2 separate regions of the Homo sapiens genome follow, and region 1 is linked to region 2. Evidence: read pairs that join two places in POLR2A ChIA-PET (ENCODE). Cell type or tissue: CD4-positive, alpha-beta T cell. All regions are shown on one strand. Region 1 overlaps ELMO1 (engulfment and cell motility 1). Region 2 overlaps ELMO1 (engulfment and cell motility 1).

Evidence for each region. Peaks named below come from ENCODE experiments on the same cell type or tissue, not always from the same donor. Only the 100,000 strongest peaks of a DNase experiment are listed, where the experiment ranks them.
Region 1: POLR2A ChIA-PET joins it to region 2 with 6 read pairs; 10 of 35 experiments call an interaction of 5 or more read pairs at or near these places.

Annotation. Positions count from the first base shown.
Region 1 is chr7:37,438,952-37,443,951 of GRCh38, forward strand. All of the region lies in intron 1 of ELMO1 (engulfment and cell motility 1), which reads right to left. Among named protein-coding and RNA genes, the nearest start is that of ELMO1, 7.4 kb to the right of the region's middle. In CD4-positive, alpha-beta T cell, no CTCF peak of the experiment used is centred here; a DNase peak (open chromatin) is centred at 2,230; H3K4me3 peaks cover 922 bases; H3K27ac peaks cover 1,996 bases.
Region 2 is chr7:37,339,886-37,344,885 of GRCh38, forward strand. ELMO1 (engulfment and cell motility 1) reads right to left here. Exons shown (of 22, transcript NM_014800.11): 2 at 2,728-2,878. The coding sequence starts at 2,805. Among named protein-coding and RNA genes, the nearest start is that of ELMO1, 110 kb to the right of the region's middle. RefSeq lists enhancers at 2,873-2,992, 3,233-3,472. In CD4-positive, alpha-beta T cell, a CTCF peak has its summit at 3,064; DNase peaks (open chromatin) are centred at 3,026 and 3,376; H3K4me3 peaks cover 2,615 bases; H3K27ac peaks cover 1,867 bases.

The DNA of each region.
Region 1 (5,000 bases), 99 kb after region 2:
ACGGTGAGTGCTGGCCTCCCCTCCTTTACCTCTGCTCAGACTCTGGCTGGCACCCGCTGGAAGGCGGGGGCTGGACAACCTGTCTCCTAGTTGCATTGGCACAGCAAGCACACTGCTTTGTTTATTTATTCATCTGACCAAGACCATGTATTTATTTGAGCAGGCCTAGCAGGAGCTCCCATCTTTCCTCTGCCCCTCCCTCCAGCTGTACCATCTAATCTATCCTCCAGGTTGCTCTCACTGGAATGCACTGCATCTTTTCCTTGCCTAAAAGCCTTTGGCTTTCCTTTCTGCTGAATCCAAATGCCCAGCTCCTGGGATTGCTGACATAAAGCCCCTTCCAGACTGTCCTCCATCACCCTGATTGCTATATTCCCTGGATGTATCATATTCTTTCTCTTAATACTCAGCTTTCCAGATCTTTCTCAAAAGTCACCTCATTTGTGAACACCTACCTCTGTGATCTGCAATCACGGTAAACATACCTTTAGCATACTGTTATGACTGTCTCTAAACAGATTTGCCTGTTACAGCCCTCCCTACCCCTTCTCCACATATGGAGTGCCCAGGCTACAGCATACAAATTACAAGCAAAGTGGCTGTTGACTGACTTGAATGACTGAATGAAGCATTATGATCAGGGCTATAAGCCCAGCAATAGTTTAGCTTGAAAATATTTATATACATTTTAAGGATAAGCTCAACATCTGTTTTTAAAATATACTACAATTAATAAATAAAGCTTTACTGTGCTTCTCTCATATAAACCCAAGCAAATGTTTCTCAAAAACCTTCAGTTGGAGAATGGACAGTAATTGAGAAAGTAGTTCTAATGAGTCAAAGTCGCTTCCTGGCAGTGGAGTAAGCCTAGAGATGATGGAAACATATTCATTCCTTGACAAAATGTTTAATTTCATGTGATTTGTGCTGACTTACTATAAAAGTGACAGCACTGGAGAAAACAGGATTTAGCAGCTGATATAATTGTTTCTTTGCTTCTAAAGGCCTTTCATTATTAGAGCTGCATGGGTGTGTGTGTGTGTGTGTGTCTTTCTCTCACACACACATATATGTACAAAGCACTTATTATTTAATATATCAAAGAATCGGTCCCACTCCCCCAAACCAAAATTTCTGAGTAGTGGTCACTTCCCAGAGTGGCCCACAATTGGAATAACTGAGGCACAAGTCCACTATAAAAAAATCTAGGGGCCAGGCACAGTGGCTCATGTCTGTAATCACAACACTTTGGGAGGCCAAGGCAGGCGGATCACAAGGTCAGGAGTTCGAGACCAGCCTGGTCAATATGGTGAAACCTTGTCTCCACTACAAATACAAAAATTAGCCAGGTGTGATGGCAGGCACCTGTAGTCCCAGTTACTGGGGAGGCTGAGGCAGAAGAATCACTTGAACCCAAGAGGCAGAGGTTACAGTGAGCCACGATCGTGCCACTGCACTCCAGCCTGGGCAACAGAGCAAGACTCTAGCTCAAAAAAAAAAAAAAGAAAAGAAAAGAAAAAGAAAGAAAAAACAAAGAGGCTGGGTGTGGTGGCTCACACCTGTAATCCCAGCATTTTGGGAGGCTGAGGCGGGTGGATCACGAGGTCAGGAGTTTGAGACAAGCCTGACCAACATGGTGAAACCCCATCTCTAATAAAAATACAAAAATTAGCCAGGCATGGTGGTGGGCATCTGTAATCTCAGTTACTCAGGAGGCTGAGGCAGGAGAATCGCTTGAACTCGGTTGGCAGAGCTTGCAGTGAGCCAAGATCGCGCCACTACACTCCAGCCTGGGTGACAGAGTGAGACTCCATCTCAAAAAAAAAAAAAAATCTAGGAAACTGTGGGGTGGGGAGAGTTGGAGGGGTGGACGGGAGTCAAATAAAAACCAGCCTTACTGAGTGTTATTGGAATTCACTCCTCACTTGACCAAAAATGAGCAATCTGACCAAACTCCTCCACTAGCTCTACCTCCCAAGCCACATGCTTTCTGAGGGCCAAGGGTAAAGCCAGCTGTGGTTACGCATTTGGGCTAAAGAGACCAAAAACAAAAAAAAAATTATTTTGAAATGGATTACTCTTCAAAATTAAGGGTAATTGTGTGTAGCAGCCTGGAAAATACAGCTCATCCAGCTCTGCCACTGAACCCCACAGCACAAAACTCTGGCGTTCTAAATGCAATTCTGAACTGAAAAAAAAAAAAAGACACAAAGGGCGGAAGGAAGGGTGGAGGGTTGCTATAGGGCTGGTGAACTGTAAGAAGGCGGCTGCCTAGGGGAGTCATAGCTAGTCTATAACCCAGCATATTTCTACGGCACTTAAGCCACTCGATGGTGTTCTGGACTACGACAGCAGCCAAGCAGAGAAGGTAAATAAAAGGCTGACAGATAATTACATAAGAAAGTTAACATGGCAAGATTAGGACAGAAATCTAATATACAAAGTGGGAAAGGACTTCGCATAAAGCAGTACCTTGAAGGCTTCTCCCTGACCTGCTACAATGTCCTGGTCGCACTAATGGAATATCAATAACCATTACTATCCAACTAGTCAAGGTGGATTTGACAAGCAAAGGAGGAGGCACTGAACTCACTTAACTCATTCCCACACAGACATTTCCTTTGTCTTGTGACAAAGGCCTCTGAACAAGCCAAGCTGAGCTTTGCTACCCACCTCCCTCATTTCATTTATCTTATTGCCATTATGTAAAGGTTACAGTTAAGGCAGTAACCAGTGGTCAGAATTCAAAACGTTGTTAAGAAACTGAGACAAAAACTCACTAGTTACAGTGTTTTTCAGCCACAGGTACTAGGAAGAAACATGCATGGAAAGGAAACTTGAAAAACATTTGGATTAGAGAAACAACTGCAGTATAAGAGAGAAGAGAGCTAGAAAGGAAACTTGGAGAGCTGGAGGAAAGAAATGAACATAAAGGGTGAGCCCTCTCATTTATTAATACACCACCTTAGACTCTAAGGAATAACCAGTAAGGAGAAAACTGGGGCACTTATAACTGCTGTTGAAAGTCTAGACTATCTGATAACACACAACTGGTCTCACTAACACAGGAAGACAAAGCAGCAGTTCTCAGCTTGGGGACAGGAAAATTGATAGGACAATCTGCAATACCTGGAGACATCTGGGGTTGTCACAAACGACTAATGTACTGGCATTAGTGAACAGAGGCCAGGGAAGGCAGTAAACATTCGACAGTACACAGGACAGCCCTTACAACAAAGGATTATCCAGCCCGAAATGTCAATAGCACTGAGGCTGACACTGCCTGAAATAATGGGTCAGTAAAATGGCCAACAGCCTACAAGTAGAAAAAGAACCGTACAAGTAGCCTCAGCATCGCCCAAAGGAGAAACCATCACGGTCAAAGGACTCCAGTCTCTGGTTTTCTTAGTTGGTATGAATCTATCAACAAGAGAATTAGCAAAAGTTATGAGGAGCTGGAAAACACTGTCAAGTATATTCCCCTTCCAACTGGTTCCTTCCCAGGTGGTTCCATGCTTTTGCCTTCACCATGACTCATCCACAGAGGAAAAATGTTGGCTAAAGAATAAACGCCCATTCTTCTTGGCAAATACTGTTCTCATTTTTTATTAATAAATTGCATTCTAGCTCATATGCTTCAATATCATGAGGTTGGCTGATGGACATACTGTCCCTGAGAGAAGAATCCATTGACTCTCAAAACTAAGGTCAACTTTAGAATGAGATACCCAAAGAGAGGGATTGACTCTGAAGAACTAGGACTCAGTGGCAGCATTGACATCCCTGGATACCATGGCAACCCAGGGCACATCCATCTGCAGGACATACAGGAGTGAAGAGCCTCTCTGGACACCACTGCAGCATAGCTCCACATGGCATCCTGGCCTCAGAGGCTGGCAAGTCCAGTGAACCAACAAAAGAAGGAACTAACCAGTGCAGACATCATGGTGCAGGAGAAAGAAACAACGCAGTAAAACGAGTCAGAAAAGTTGGGTTTAAGGCTCAGATGCACTCTCTAAGTATGCTTGTGACATTTCATTCCTCCAAGCCACATCTGTAAAATGGGATAACAATACTATTCTGACTGTTCTCCATCATTTCCAAAACAGCATCCCCAGAGGAAGGGTGTGTCAGGCCACAGAGAAAAATGTCGCATTGATCCTATGACTCCACCTCCACTGAGAGAATGCTTTATAGGGCTTACCTGATTTTCATTCCCTCAAACCACCATTCCCTATCCAGAGTACAACCCACTGAACACATCTCAGTCCTTAGTCCAGCAAGTTGTGCCTCTCCAGTGTTTTCTACTGAGGAAAGTTTTGTTTTCTACCTTAACTGTTAGAACTAAAACAGTCAAAACTGTAGCCTCAATTCCTAAAATTGAAGTTCCAATAATAATTCTGTTCAGATTCTGGAAATCAGTGTTTGTGGGGGCCCGGAACACTGAGAATCGTCTCCTTCTATTTATACATGTGACTAATTTCTCGACTCAGCACTATGCCAGTTTGTTACTGTAGTTAATTCTGTTTGATGAGCTAGCATTCCTTCTCCCACACGTATTCCTATCTGATACTTAACTGTTCACCCCACCTTAGGCCAATGACCAAATTCTGCTCGTACCGTACCTGCACTTATATTGTAACAGGTTAGAAAATACAGCACTAAGACACAAGTAGTTAATGTAATCAGGAATCATGATATGGCTTTGCAGGCTTTAGTTCTGGCTAATATAGATAAGTTCCAATTGTTAACACTCAAACAACCCAAATTATCCAGGGAAATAAGCATTGCAACCAGTGTGTGCATTGTACATGCAGGCTGGCTTTGCTGAACCTAAAAATGCTGTGCTGGCATACTGGAAGGCTTTCATGGCCACACACATGGTCCTGGGAGCCACACCCTGTGGAATGACTGGCCTTCATGATCCTTTTATTATGGACAGTGCAGAAGTTCTCAGACTCTTTTTTTAAAGAGATGGGGTCTTTTTCTGTCCCCCAACC
Region 2 (5,000 bases):
ATCATTTCTCTACATTTCTGCCAAAAATACAAAACTCGAATCTGATCAGCAGGATATGTGAGAGAACCCCAAACTGAAGACTTTTCCTAAAATAGCTGTCCTGTACTCTACAAAAATGTCAAGGTCACAAAAGATAAAGACTGAGAAATTTCTAAAGATCAATGGAGATCAAAGAGACCTGACAATAAACATAGTACATGATCCTGGACAGGATATTACACCAGAGAGAAAATAGCTATAGAGGATCTTATTGGGACAACTGATGGAATTTGAATATGGATTACGAACTGTGAATTTGACGATAGCATTATACCAGTATTCAATTTATTTCTGGTTTTATAAATGTACTGTGATTATTATGTAAGAGAATGGCTACAATCTTAGGGACATACACACTGAGTGTTCAGGGGTGAAGGGGGATGGTGCTTCCAGGGCTCCATCAAATGGTTCAGAAAAAGTAGGTACAGAGTTCTTTGTACTATCCTGGCAATTTTTGTGTGTTTAAAATTGTATCAACATAAAATTACTTGTCAAAGCTATCAGGCCATGAAAAACAAGGAAAGACTGAGAAATTGTCCAAAACGGAAGGAGACTGAGGAAACGTGACAATTCGTATCCCTGGATTGGATCCTCGAACAGAATAAGGACATTAGTGGAAAATCCGGTGAAATCCAAATAAAGTTGGTAGTTATGTTAATGTGATGTACCAATGTCAATTTCTTAGTTTTGACTAATGTACCAAGATTAAGATATTAACATAAGGGGAAACTGGAAATAGGGTATAAATGTAAGCATATACAATCTTTGTAATTTTCTGTAAATCTAAAATTATTCCAAAATAAGCAGATAATTTAAAAATATATATATTAAAACACACACATAGCAAAGGCCATCTCCAAAGGCAGAGAACACTACACTAACCTCACAGGTAAGGAGGAGGACTGTCTATCAAGAGCTGCTGTCTTAAAGCAGAGGTTCCCAAACTGCACTGACCATGGCAGAATCAAAATTAAATAGTTTACCAGAACCACTAAATTAGAGTCTCTTGGGATGGGACCACTGAAAATAGTTATTTCGAATAAGTGCCTGGGTAATTCTGATTAGTACTCGGGCTTGGGCACCAGGTATCCAGCTCAGCACGTCTCAGATTGAACTACACACAGGGATACCCTGGAGATCTTGTTAAAATGCAGACTTGGGTCAGGAGGTCTGGAATAAGACCAGAGATTCTGCATTTCTAATGTGCTTTCGGGTGATGCCCAAGCATGTGGTCCAAAGCTCCACAGATTGAGAAGGGCAATGCAACAAGACAGAGGGCCCCAGTGCATGCCACTGCGGGGCATTCAGGACCTCTCTACACGTGTGTGAGACCAACTTCCATCTCACTGAAGCCACTGGTCTCTTAGGCTGTGGCCAAACCTAATCCAAACTACATTTAGTCTGCACCGAGTATCTCCAAACATTTTCTTAAGGTAAATTTTAACTAGCATCTCAAACCACATATGAAAGCAGATAAGCATCTGTTGCCTGACTCAAATATATCCGAAACTATTAGGCATCTCTACTTTTCTCTGTTTGTATAGGTTCCTTCTTGAGTCAGTAGAAAACTACCTCAGAGAGCAGTTAAAATGACAATGATGTGTGGTCTGATAACAGCTTTTTTGACAAAAATCCCAAAAATTTACCCTTTCTTACATTTGAGTTTAAGTTCAATTAATTCTGAGCTGACCCGTATAATTCATTTTAATGATTCCTTTGGATTCGCACAATTCCATATAACTCTCGCATTGATCTGCCACCAGATAATAAAATCTGACCAGGAAAAAAAATTGTAAATCATAATTGTAAAATAGTATGGAGAACATAAAGATTGGAGTTGCCATGGTTATTGTAATTTTGAAAATGTAGAAAGCCATCTAGAACCCTATACTATATACATTATGAAACCTGTAAGTATATAATAGGTCTCAACCTTTTATTCCTTAAATCATTTGCTCTAGAGTGACTACAGTAAAGTGAGGACAAAAGTAACCATTCTGAGATAACCTATAATCAAATAGTGCATGAGAATCACACCATACAATTCTCAAGATTCAAGTTAAAGGATGCCTTTATGGGTCAAGCCACTTTTATAAGTCTTCTTGATATTTTTTAATTCAATAAACATTTGTTGAGTATTTACTACATGGCAGACAATATGCTAGACACATTGTGAATTTTACACTAAAAATAAAAATTACAATTGGCTGAAATCCAAGACTGAACCCCTCTATACTAATTTCATTACAAAGCTATTAATATAACAAAGTACCAATGCATTTGGCTGCTTCTGCAAAAAATGAAAAAAAAGGGATTTTAAAAATTAAGTTTTGTCTTGCCTGTGTTCCAACAATCTGCACATATCCATGTGTCATGGCAAGGCAGGGATGGGGCAGCCTCCACTGTGTCAACTGCCCAGGGCCCGATCCACTTGTCCCTCCCACCTCCTTCCTAGCTTCAGACACAAATCCTGTATTGACACAATCCAAGTGGATGCTGGAAGAGTATAAAAACCCCATCCATCACTGTATGTGCTACAGAAATCAAGCACATTGCAACTATTATTGCACAGATTTTTCAACACAGCTAGAGAGAGAAAGGGAGAAGAGTGAGCTATCCAAAGTCTATGAAAATTCCAGTATAGAAAGGAAACTGAAAATAGACACCCAATGCTGTCACGTTACTAACCTGATCAATTTCCATGAGTTTGGGGTAGGCGCCCGGCCATTCTATGGCCACCTTGACGATGTCCGCGGGTGGCGGCATTGTAAGTCCCCAAAATGTTCAAAGCCAGTGGGAATGAGGATCCTACAGCGTAAACGGCCACACGTGTCTATACCTAATGAGGAATGACAGAAAAAGAAAGAGAAGTCACTCAGTGCAGATGCAGGGTGAATTTTGCTTCATCACTTCCTGTTTTCACTGGTGGTTTGGTATGAAAAACGGCTCCCCTTGGTGCCTGGGTGCTGAAGGTGCAGGGGCACAGCCAACGGTACAATGGGCTCCTGAGGAAAGAAGAAAGATGGGGGTGCCCGTGCCAACGCCCTTGAGTCAAAGCCGCCAGGAGACGCTGCCCTGTGGGGCACGGCTTGCGCGAATCTTCAGTGGAAAGAAAGCTGTTCCTTACCACTGAGTTCTGCTCTGAATGGTGCCCAGGGTCTGAATGAGCCAGGCTCACTCTCTGTCCAGACATGCATATAAACGTCTGGCACTCAACAGTCTGAGGAAGGACAGATTGCCCAGGAAGTCATGGTCAGGAAGCAGTGTTTCTTTAAAGTGTTTTCTGTGTGTCACAAACAGATCTCCACACTATAGCAACCAGGATATCATGAAGAAGGAGAAACACCCTGAGAGCTCACACACATGCACACCCATACTCCCTCCCCAAGGTCGGTTCACACAATGCACCTTCGGTGGGGGGTGGGGGTGGGGCAGAAAATGTACAGATGTGGACTGAATGGCATTCAGAACAGACTTTGAATTCTCACTTGAATGAATCGTGCTTCTTACACAAAGGAGGTAACCATTATCCTCTGCTGCCTCTTCCCAGGCTAGCCCATTTCTTTTTTTTTTTTTTTTTTTTTTTTGAGGCAGAGCCTGGTTCTGTTGCCCAGTGGCGCAATTTTGGCTCACTGCAACCTCCACCTCTTGAGTCCAAGCAATTCTCCTGCCTCAGCCTCCCAAGTAGCCAGGATAACAGGGGCCCACCACCACGCCTGGCTAATTTTTATATGTTTAGTAGAGACAAGGTTTCGCCATGTTGGCCAGGCTGGTCTTGAACTCTGGGTAATCTGCCCACCTCAGCCTCCCAAAGTGCTGCGATTACAGGCGTGAGCCACCTGGCCCAGCCCCATTTCTTTTTAAAATTAATTTTTTGTTAACAATCATGTGATACAAACTTGTGTGTGTATGTGTGTTTGTGTGTACAAAGACGGACAGTGTAGAGTCTCTTCTCCCAGTGTCACCCACCTGCCCAATATCTGCGTTCACTTCTTATACTTCCAGTTATCCAAAGTCATTAGGTATCCCTCCAAACTTTCTTCAAGTATAGAAGGCAAATACAAAAATACATTATTACATTTGCCACTTTCTTTATATAAAAGGCAGCATTTTTTTTTTTTTTTTGAGACAGAGTCTCCCTCTGTTGCCCAGGCTGGAGTGCAGGGGCATGATCTCAGCTCAAGGCAACCTCCACCTCCCGGGTTCAAGCGATTCTCCCGTCTCAGCTTCCCGAGTAGCTGGGATTACAGACGCACACCACCACATCCGGCTAACTTTTGTATTTTTAGTAGAGACAGGGTTTCGCCATGTTGGCCAGGCTGGTCTTGAACTCCTGACCTCAGGTGATCTGCCCTCCCCGGCCTCCTGAAGTGCTGGGATTGCAGGCGTGAGCCACCGTGACTGGCCAAAAGGGAGCATTCTTTTTGTTTCTTTTAGTATATTTTCTAAATCCTTCTATGTTAGTACAAAGAGAGCATCTTGATTCTTTTCACAGCTACATAGTAGTTCATTGTGTGGATGTGTCCTATTTGATGAACCAGTCCCCTGCTGTGGGCCATTTGGGTGATTTCTTAAGTTTAGCTATCATAAACCAAACTGTGATCCATAAACTTATATATAACTGATTTTGCACATATGCAAGTACATCCTTACAATAGATTCACAGAACTGAAACTGCTGGGTCAAAACATAGGTGCAGTTAATATTGATAGCCATTTCCAAATTTCTCTCCATTGGACTTGTATGAGGTTGTCTATTTACACCCAGCCTCACCAACAGAATGAATTTTTGCAAACCTGACAGGTTGAAAAATAAAATCTTAATGTATTTTAAAATTATATTTCTCTTATTGTGAGTGAGGCTGAACATAAAGAGGAAAAGACACACGCTCCCTTTTTGTGAACAGTCCAAACATTTGTCCCTTTTCTATTGGGTTCTCTTGTCTTTTTTGAGAAATTGAT